2 separate regions of the Homo sapiens genome follow, and region 1 is linked to region 2. A link is a contact called in ENCODE Hi-C or POLR2A ChIA-PET data. All regions are on one chromosome and are shown on one strand. The core of a region is the stretch at or near the end of the contact, and the rest is flanking DNA. Distances in the headings are between cores, read along the strand shown. Region 1 overlaps STOM (stomatin). Region 2 holds the start of TRAF1 (TNF receptor associated factor 1).

Evidence for each region. A loop is a pair of places that touch in the nucleus more often than their neighbours do. ChIA-PET counts read pairs that join two places held with the same protein, here RNA polymerase II (POLR2A). Pooled maps may share reads with other maps.
Region 1: a loop to region 2 is called in a pooled map, with 1.9 times the contacts of the local background. The contact joins the enhancer-like site here to the promoter of TRAF1 in region 2. A Hi-C loop is called at or near these places in 1 of 168 maps with a recorded cell type or tissue (natural killer cell), 3 of 37 single-sample maps with no recorded cell type and 8 of 50 pooled maps. POLR2A ChIA-PET finds 5 or more read pairs at or near these places in 2 of 52 experiments (GM12878 and activated T-cell).

What each region holds. Positions count from the first base shown.
Region 1 is chr9:121,349,834-121,354,631 of GRCh38, reverse strand. STOM (stomatin) reads left to right here. Exons shown (of 7, transcript NM_004099.6): 3 at 1-31; 4 at 1,330-1,412. Among named protein-coding and RNA genes, the nearest start is that of STOM, 18 kb to the left of the region's middle. RefSeq lists an enhancer at 410-629. Within about 2 kb of position 3,276, at least 24 of the 41 ENCODE cell types and tissues checked have a DNase peak (open chromatin) inside an H3K27ac peak, as active enhancers do.
Region 2 is chr9:120,923,951-120,928,613 of GRCh38, reverse strand. TRAF1 (TNF receptor associated factor 1) reads left to right here and starts at 1,818. Exons shown (of 8, transcript NM_005658.5): 1 at 1,818-2,064; 2 at 2,313-2,678. The coding sequence starts at 2,539. RefSeq lists enhancers at 1,540-1,859, 2,200-2,539, 3,000-3,069, 2,666-3,189.

The sequences.
Region 1 (4,798 bases), core at 2,027-4,526, 420 kb before region 2:
CGCATTTTACAAGGAGGAGCCAAAGGACCTGGTCAGTACTGGGATTCTAGATTGTTTATCTGAAAACTAAAGTTCTTTTTATTTTTTTTATTTTTAGGTAGTTGTTTTTTTAAAGACAGGGTTTCATTCCGTCGCCCAGGCTGGAGTACAGTGGCATGCTCATGTCTCACTGCAGCCTTGAACTCCTGACCTCAAGCAATCATCCCACCCCAGCTTCCCAAAGCACTAGGATTACAGACGTGAGCCACCGTGCCCAGTCTAAAATTTTTTTATTGACGTGATTTCCCTTATGAGGGCCTCTTCTACTCTGTCTTAGATAAGAGTTCATGTAGCAGGAGTTGTATAACAATAGCAGTGGTTCTAGCCAATCTTTTGTTACCCTTTCCTTCCTACCCTTCCCCTCCCCTTCCCATTTGAGCTGATAAGATTACCACCTAGGCCAAGAACAGTACAGCTATACAAGTTTGAGCATGAGAATCTCTACCAAAGAAAGACTTTCAGTCATTCATTTGGCAAACTTCAATTAAGCTCCTACTGTGTTCCAGGTTCTGGGAATTCAAGGGAGACTAAAACACAGTCCCTACCCTCAAGGATCTTCCTATCTAGTGGTAGGAACCAACAAGGAAACAGATAGCTACAATCCTATGTGATAAGTATTATGATCAAGTACTCACAGAGAGCTGTGAGAAAAGAGAAAACCAGAGAAGTGTTACTGATCTGAACTAGTCGTAGGCTGAGTCAAGGCTTTCTGGAAGTTACATCTTGACTGAGTCTTGAGGTCTGAAAAGGTGTTAACCAACAGGAGGTGTTTGCGGCGGAAATAGCAACATACACAAAGCAACAAAGAGGAGAGTATTGCAGATTCAAGAAACTGCAAGTAGATCAGTCCAGCAAGAGTGCAGGGTGTGAAGAGAGAGGAAGTGGCTGAAGAGGGGAACAAAGGCGGGTTATGCAGGACCATGCGTGGGGGAGGGTTTGTATTTTAGGGGGGATTGCTCGGCTTGCAGCTTAGGAAATAGATTATAGGAGAGAAACTACAAAAAATAGAAAGATGGCCTGGGAAACGATTGCATTGGTCCCAGTGGGGCGGTGGGGAGAAGAGTGATAGCAACAGTAGATTAAGGAAATGAACTCCACAGACCTTAGTGGAGACAGTCAAATGTGGGAAGTAAGCAAGAGGAATCAAAGTTATCATTCCTGGCTTCTGGCTCATTCACGAAGATGAACTGGTGACTTTTCAGTTCACTAGGTTGATTTTCTTAAAACTGAATGGAGAAGTGAACTGATTAGGTTGCTGGTGTCTGTATAATGTGTGTATCTTTGTTGCAGGTTTGTTTTTTATTCTGCCATGCACTGACAGCTTCATCAAAGTGGACATGAGAACTATTTCATTTGATATTCCTCCTCAGGAGGTAAGGTTTTCTTTGAATAACTGAGGTATCATATGTGAAAGTGCTTTACAATGAGGGACAGAATAGTTAGAGTGTAGGCTTTATTTATTTATTTATTTTAAATTTTTGTTTGTTTGTTTGTTTGTTTTAATTGGAATCTTGCTCTGTCACCCAGGCTGAAGTGCAGTAGTGTGATCTCAGCTCACTGCAACCTCCGCCGCCTGGGTTCAAGTGATTCTCGTGCCTCAGCCTCCCGAGTAGCTGAGACTATAGATGTGCGCCACCACGCCCGGCTAATTTTTTTGTATTTTTAGTAGACACGGGATTTTGCCATGTTGGCCAGGCTGGTCTCGAACTCCTGACCTCAGGTGATCCGTTCTGGCCTCCTAAAGTGCTGGGATTACAGGCATGAGCCACCGTTCCCTGCCAGAGCACAGGCTTTAGACCTTGACTGCCTTCAGCATTTCTAGCTCAGTGACCTTAAGCAAGTTCTTTAACTTTTCTGTGCCTCAGTTTCCTCATCCAGAAAATAGACATTTGTAATAGTAAGAACTACTGTATAAGGTGGTTCTGAGAAGTGAGATATATGTGCCAAGTGCTTAGAGCAATGGCTGACAAATAGTAAGTGCTATATAAGTTCTTACTGTTACTATTACAGTTGGCCCTTTGCATGCATGGGTTTTGCATACAGGGATTCAGCCAACCGCAGACTGAAAATATTAGGAAAAAACTCCACAAAGTTCCAAAAAGCAAAACTTGAATTTGCCATGCATCAAGCATGGCATTGAATCCACATGAATAAAGTGATGTGTAGGTATTGTATTGGATAATAGAAGTAATCTAGAGATGATTTAAAGTGTACAGGAAAATGTACATAGATTATACGGTTGGCTCCATGGATCAAAAATATTTAGGGAAAAAAGCAATTGACAATGATACAATAATACAAATTTTTAAAAACGGTGTAGTATAGCAACTATTTATGTAGTATTTACATTGTGTTAAGTATTATAAGTACTTCAGAAAGGATTTAATGTATAAAGGAGGATGTGCATAAGTTATATGCAAATATTGTGCCACTGTATATAAGAGACTTGAGCATCCTTGGATTTTGGTATCCTCTGAGGGTCCTAGAATCAATCTCCCACAGATACCGAGGAATGATTATTACAAAACATAGTGTAATGCTAATGTAAGTATAATAATATCATCATTGTTATTACTATCAACATTTTTACTACCACATTTCTCTTCTATGGGTTTCTGATAGAAAACCCTATTAGTTCATTATTTTTTTTCTTAAGGTTTTATTCTAGATAAATTGGTTAGAAACCAAAGAATTAGAAACTGCTTGTTGGGCATTTTAGATAAAACATAATATTTTATACTAGTGATTATTTTGTGCCTTTTCAAACTACTTCACAAGTATTATCATAGATGAAACTCATGGCAGAATCCCTAGAAAGTATATAGTTGCAGTGAAACAAAGGAATTCCTCCAGATTACAGTGGCAGAGCCAAGACTAAAATTGAGCTCTTCGGATTCTTTGTATAGTGCTGTTTTTTCCACAGCTCCATGCTAAATGCATTGTACATGAGCTCCCTCATAGCCCCCGAAAAAGTGATGGCCATCCTGGGAACCATGTCCTTAGGAGACTTAATAACCGTTGCATACAGAAAACCTGAAAACATCATGAAGGGGGAAGGACAGAAGAATGCTGTCAGTGTTTCCTGGCCAAAGGCCAGATACTCAGCATGGTGATGGAGCCTGGCCATGTTGCCTTCTCATGTCACAAATACCAGAAACCAGCTTAGGAACTTCCTTGTTGGTACTGATCCAAGAAGTGGGTGGGGTCAGACTTTATAATCCACCCAAAGTTAGTGATGCCAGGAATCATTTTGCCCACATTTTACTCATAAGAACAAGACTGAGAGTATCACTGTATTCTCTGTGTGTTTTCCCATCGTCTAAGGAAGATTGAGTCTCAGAAGGAGCCCTTCAGGGTAGCTGGACATTCTGGCATTTTCCACTATAAACATTACAGACATCTGGCAGAGTTGCTGTTTAAGCTTCTGCTTTCCAGTGGCCCTCTCCTATTCTGCAAGCTGCTGAATGCAAAGCAGATTGGAACTTGGCAGCAATCCTTTTTCTGATCCCCTGTGAAGTTTCTGTGAAGGGAGATAAACCCTTGCCGATGATAAACAGTAGGCAGAGAAGCTGTAGCTTTAGAAAGAAGCTGTGGCAAAGTCAAAGTGGCAAGAATTTGGGAATGACACACATTTTCCCATCATGTCATGGGAAATAATTAGTTTTCATACAAGATGGTAATACACTGTACATTTATTTATAAATCCTCCACTTCTCTTCCATGTTAGAAGTATTTTGAGATTACTAAAAAAGGATCACTGCTTTGATGTCTGGCAGGGCTAAACAGCCATGTTACAACATTGTTATTATTACCTTCCATTTTCATAGCTGTTTACTCTTTCAAAAGGGCTTCATTCACAAGTATGTTCTTATTTGATCTTCACAGAAATTTGGATAGAATTAGGCAGTATTATTAGCGCCATCTCACAAATGAGGAATCTGTTGGTCAAATGGGTTAAAAACCTTGCTAGAGGCCATCCAGGGACCTGAAGGCAGAGATGGGACTCAGTTCAGGTCTCCTAACTCTCACTGCTGTGTTCCTCATCGGTCACTGTTCTCAGGACCACATTTCAGTTCAGCTCCTCTCTCATTTATTGACTACCCGCTATGTTTCAAGCACTCTGCCAGTGTTAGAGTTACAAAGAATTGCCCTGAAGAAATTCATAGTCTAAGAGAGAAGTAGAAATGTGAATAAATAATGTCACTACAGTAAGGTGCAGTGGATGTGCAAGGGAAGAGTGCTTAACTCTGCCAAGTAAGCCAAGAAAGTTTCACAGAGAGAAGGACATTTAAATGATCAGTAGAAAGGTGCCAGCCTGATGTTGTTAGTGAGAGAGGCTGGAATTCCCAGGCTGGAGCAATCTTCCTGCCTCAGCCTCCTGAGTGGCTGAAACTACAGGTGTATGCCATCATGCCCAGCTGGCTTGTTTATTATTATCTAAATTAACTTATTACAGTTAATCAAGTCAGTGTTTTATTCAGTAAAGTTACCACCATTATCCAAGATGAAATAATAAGACAGCTCTTACGTGCCAGGAACTTTTCTGAGCACTTGAATGTATTTAACGCATTAATTCTAGCAAGAATGCAAAGTAGGTACTATAATTAATCTCTACTTTACAAATGAGAAAACTGAGTCCCAGTGAGTTTTAAGTGATGGATGTAACTATTTTCCTGGAGCCTCTCACTCAGATAACTTCTTAGCTTAAAACAAAAATATGTCATGTTTAGCATTTTTATGTAGCATGCTGTAAAATATG
Region 2 (4,663 bases), core at 569-3,068:
AGAGACTCCTCGTGGATGGAGCCGATGGAGGCCCAGTGTAGAAGAGAAAGGGGTCAAGGAGACGGATAAGGAGCCACCAGAGACGCGGGGGGAATTCCCCGCAGAGGATGCGGGAAGCCGGGGAAAGGAAGGGATTCCGGAAGGAAGGGCTGAGAGCCGGGTCAGGTGCTGGCAGGAGGGCTGGTTGGATAGAAACTGGGGCGGGCCCAGGGCATTTGGCGTCCCCGACATGCGTATACACTTGGAGAGATGATTCCCTGGAGATCCAAGTGCCTGTATAGACAATCTTTTCTAGAAGTTCTACCGTTAGGTGAGGCGAGAGTAGATGTAGAAATTGGAGACGAGAATAAAGAGTGTTTTAAAAGCGTGCGTGGTTACAGGACTGGCTCTGGGTTCAGGGGTCCCCACTCACTAGCTGTGAGACCTTGAACAAGTCGCTTAGCCTCTCTGTGCCTCAGTTTTCTCATCTGTAAGGTGGGGATGATGATGGCAATACCTGCTTCACAGAGTGAAAATTAGATGAGATGATGTCTGTAAAATTACGTAAGACGGTACCCAAAAGTAGTACTATTTTTCCCTTTTCTTATTAGAGCAGGTTGCGCACGTTTTGATGTCCGTGGGAATGAGCAGGTAGAGAGGGTGGTATTGAGGCCGGAGGGGAGAGAAGGGACCCACAGATGGGGAGAGAAGTCTTGGGTGCCTGTTTTATCCCAAACCAGGGGAAGGAGGGAACAGGTAGGGCTGGCTGCAGGAAAGCTTGCAGGTATGGGGTACACAGTTAAAAGGGAGTGTCTTCTGATAGTCTTGATGCAGGCCTGGAGGTCGTTTGTTATGGGGGTGGAGGTCCTGATGTACATTGTGGCGGTAAGATGCCGTGCTGTCTTTGCCACCAGCCTGTGGCAGCCCTGGTGTTACACCAGGGCAGGTGGGCAGTTTAATGTATCTCAGGCCAGATGACCTGCCCTGCCCACCTGTTGAGGCTCCAGTAGATAGACGTGAAAGCACAGTATAAGCATAATGCACCACTTTAATCCTTTTCTCTGAGGAGCTGGAAGGCCTGTAGTCACCATCTGAGCCAAATGTCATTCAAGTACTTCACTTGGGTTACACACCACACTTTGACCCACTATCTCATTTAGTCATCACAACAAATGGGTGAAATAGGTATTATTGTCCCATTTTACAGATGCAGAATCTGAGTTTCAGGGAAGTTAAGGACTTTGTCCCAGGGCCCACAGTTAGTAAGCAGTGGACCCAGGATTTCAACTCAGCTCTGTCTGACCTCAAAACCCATGATCTGAAACCACTGTGAAAGTTTGCAAAACCTCTGTAGCAGCCAAGCAGGATGGAAAGATGTGTAGGGATTGTCTTCTCCATTTGATAGATGAGACAAGAGCTGGGTACTCTGATCTCCATCCCAAGCACACAGAGCTTGGGGCCCCACAGCCCTGGTGTGAATCCCACTCCACTACCAGAGGCTGTGTGCCTTTGGACCAGGCATCTTGCTTCTCTGACCCTATATACAGCTGCAGAAGAATTCCTTGCAGGTTGCTGTAAGGATTTGGAGGGAAACTGTTGCCCAGCACACAGTACACATTCTGGGAGCCATCGTTTCCCCAGTGCACTTTTCCTGCAAATGTGGATCTACATCCCACTTGGATGCTGAGACCAGCTGCTGTGATCTTGCATTTGTTTAGCGCTTTGTTCTCCTTGAGGCAGTAAAGTGGTGGCACCTGACCGGAGCATGTAGCCACCTATGACTTCCTGAGTGGGGTGGTGTGGGGAGGGCCCTGAGGAGTCTGTGGTCCTAGGCCTTGGATTTCATCAGGGCTTTCCTGCTCCTTCTGGTTGCCTCAGTCCCAGGCAAGATAGGGTCCCAGAATCTTACAGCCCAGAGGCCACCTGTTGCAACTTCTTTTTTACAGATGGAGTCATCAGAACCCACTGTGAGGAAGTGACTTCTCCTTGAGGTCACCCAGACACTCCAAACAGAGCAGAGCAAAAGCGCCTAGAACTTGAAATTTTGGACCTGTCTCCAACACCCTGGGGATTTCCACCAGGAAGGTGAGCACCCCCACTGAGAATTCCAGGCTGCTCAGAGGTGCCAGGGAACACAGACCAGGGACCAGCTGTGGCCCCCTCCTCCGATGTGCCCAGGGAAGTGGGGGAAGCCAGCGGCAGCCTGCGATTCTCAACCAGGGGAACTCTCACTGTGCTTTCTGAGAGTCTGTGACACGGGTCATTTTCTCTGACTTGCTCTCTTGCTTTTTCTCACTCTAAAAAAAAAAAAAAATGACTGGACACTCCTAAAGCCTTCAGTCACCATCCAGGGGATTTTTATCGCCACAAAGGGTAATTCCTGCTCCATCCCTGCTGTGACTCAGCTGTGACGTTGAACCACACAAGCCAGAGAGAAGAAGATAAAGTCATCAGAGCTCCTACTCACCAGAGAGTGAGGCCCAGGCCAGGACTCCACAAGGCTGGTCCCCTGCCCTGGAGCAACTTAAACAGGCCCTCTGGCCAGCCTGGAACCCTGAGATGGCCTCCAGCTCAGGCAGCAGTCCTCGCCCGGCCCCTGATGAGAATGAGTTTCCCTTTGGGTGCCCTCCCACCGTCTGCCAGGACCCAAAGGAGCCCAGGGCTCTCTGCTGTGCAGGCTGTCTCTCTGAGAACCCGAGGTGAGGTGATGGAGGAGCGGAGGGTGGGCAGAAAGTGGGTGCCAGGGAGGGACCCCTGATGGGAGGTGAGGGGCAGAGGAGCCTGTGACTTCAGGCGGTGACTTTTCTTCTCTGGGCCTCAGTTTCCACACCCTTTTCTCACACTCCCTGACACTGCCCCTCTGGCTGTGGTGGAAGGAGAGGAAGCCACAGAAAGGCATCAGCTCCCACAGGGGAAAGCCATCCACACCGAGGAGAGCCTCGAGGCTGTGAGGCCACTGTCTCACTGTGTGGTCTGGTGCTCTGCTAATGTCCCTAAGCCGCAGCTCGCTTGTCTGTAAAGCTGTTTTCTGTGTCATAGAATTGTTAATGAAGCCCAATGAATAATAATCACAAAAGTCCTTATAATAACAAATATAAACCTCTTGGTGAATGACAAACTGTTAGACGAATATCTCTCCTTCCACAGCATTGCTCATCACCTCAGACCGTTTGCTGGGAACCCTTTTGGAGGGGACAAAGAGATCGATATATATTTGTGTATTTAATGATACTTAAAATATTAACAACCCAGAAAGGCATGATATCAGTACTATTGTGGACATCCCTCTTTAAGCAATTATGCACCTACTGTGTGCCAAATGCTCTGCCCTTGGGTCCTCAGCACAACTTAGAGGGGTGGATACTATTATGATCCTATTTTACAAATGAGAACACTGAGGCCTAACAGATTAGGTCAGCTTTGGTCAGTTTCCTGGCAAATATGCCCTTAAACTATCTCATGTGATGACCTTTTGTTTGCGGTTTTACAGCTTAAGAAGGTGGCAAAGCTGAATCAGGCAAGTGAGAAGTTCAAACATGACGACAAAGGAGGAGGCTGTGAGAATAGCGAGGAGAGGCTGTGGCCGTGGAAAGGCCAGCCAGGAGGTGGAGGAGCAGAGGTTCACTGGTTTTACCATCAAGCGGATTGTCAGGGTTCAGCTCAGGCTCTGGTAGTGGGTCTCCTGGTTTCCCCTCTCCCTCCTTCCAAAACCTGGCAGAGGAGGGAGCTGATTGGAAGTTGGAGGGCTGAGGCCTGAGGCCTAAGTCCTGAAGAGCTTCTACTCAGCTCTGCTCCTGACTCACTCTACCTTGACCAATCCACATGCCCTCTGGGGCCTCATTCCCTCACTTGTAAAATAGACTATCTCGGTAGCGGTAGCAGGTCAGAGACACCAGGAGCTTTGTAAAAACACAGTTGCTGGCCAGGCGCAGTGGCTCATGCCTGTAATCCCAGCACTTTGGCAGGCCGAGGCAGGAGGATCACTTGAGGTCAGGAGTTTGAGACCAGCCTGGCCAACAAGGTGAAACCTCATCTCTACTAAAAATACAAGAATTAGCTGGGTGTGGTGGTGTGCACCTGTAATCCCAGCTACTTGGGAGGCTAAGGCATGAGAATCACTTGAACCTGGGAGGCAGAGGTTGCAGTGAGCTGAGATCGCACCACTGCACTCCAGCCTGGGCTACAGAGTAAGACCCTGTCTCAAAAAAAGAAAAACCCCCAAAAAACAGACAAAAAACCCACGGGTACCCAGGTGTTACCCATTAGAATCTGACACCCATTCCTGATTAAGAACCTCTAGGACAGATGTTCTCTGAGGCCCTTTCTTGTTCTAATAGGCCATGATCCTCTGTAATTACTAAACATATAAGACCAAAACCAAATGGAGGACCAAATGAGAAGAGCAAATATAGTCACATGTCAGCAATCTTTTGCCTAAACCCCTGAGATCAGATGTGTTTTGTAATTCAGAATTTTTTTTAGAAAAGCAAATCAGGGCATCATGTAATTGTGGCAGGGAATGCGGCAGTGCCCTGTAATCAAGCACATTAATGTTTCTGCAATGAAACATGTATATATTCACACTAAGTGGGGCAAGTAAGGGCTATAATAGCTTCCGGTCAGTGCAGTCACGGCAGGTTTGGCAGCCCAGGAAGCTCACTGCAAACTACCAAAAAATGTGGGA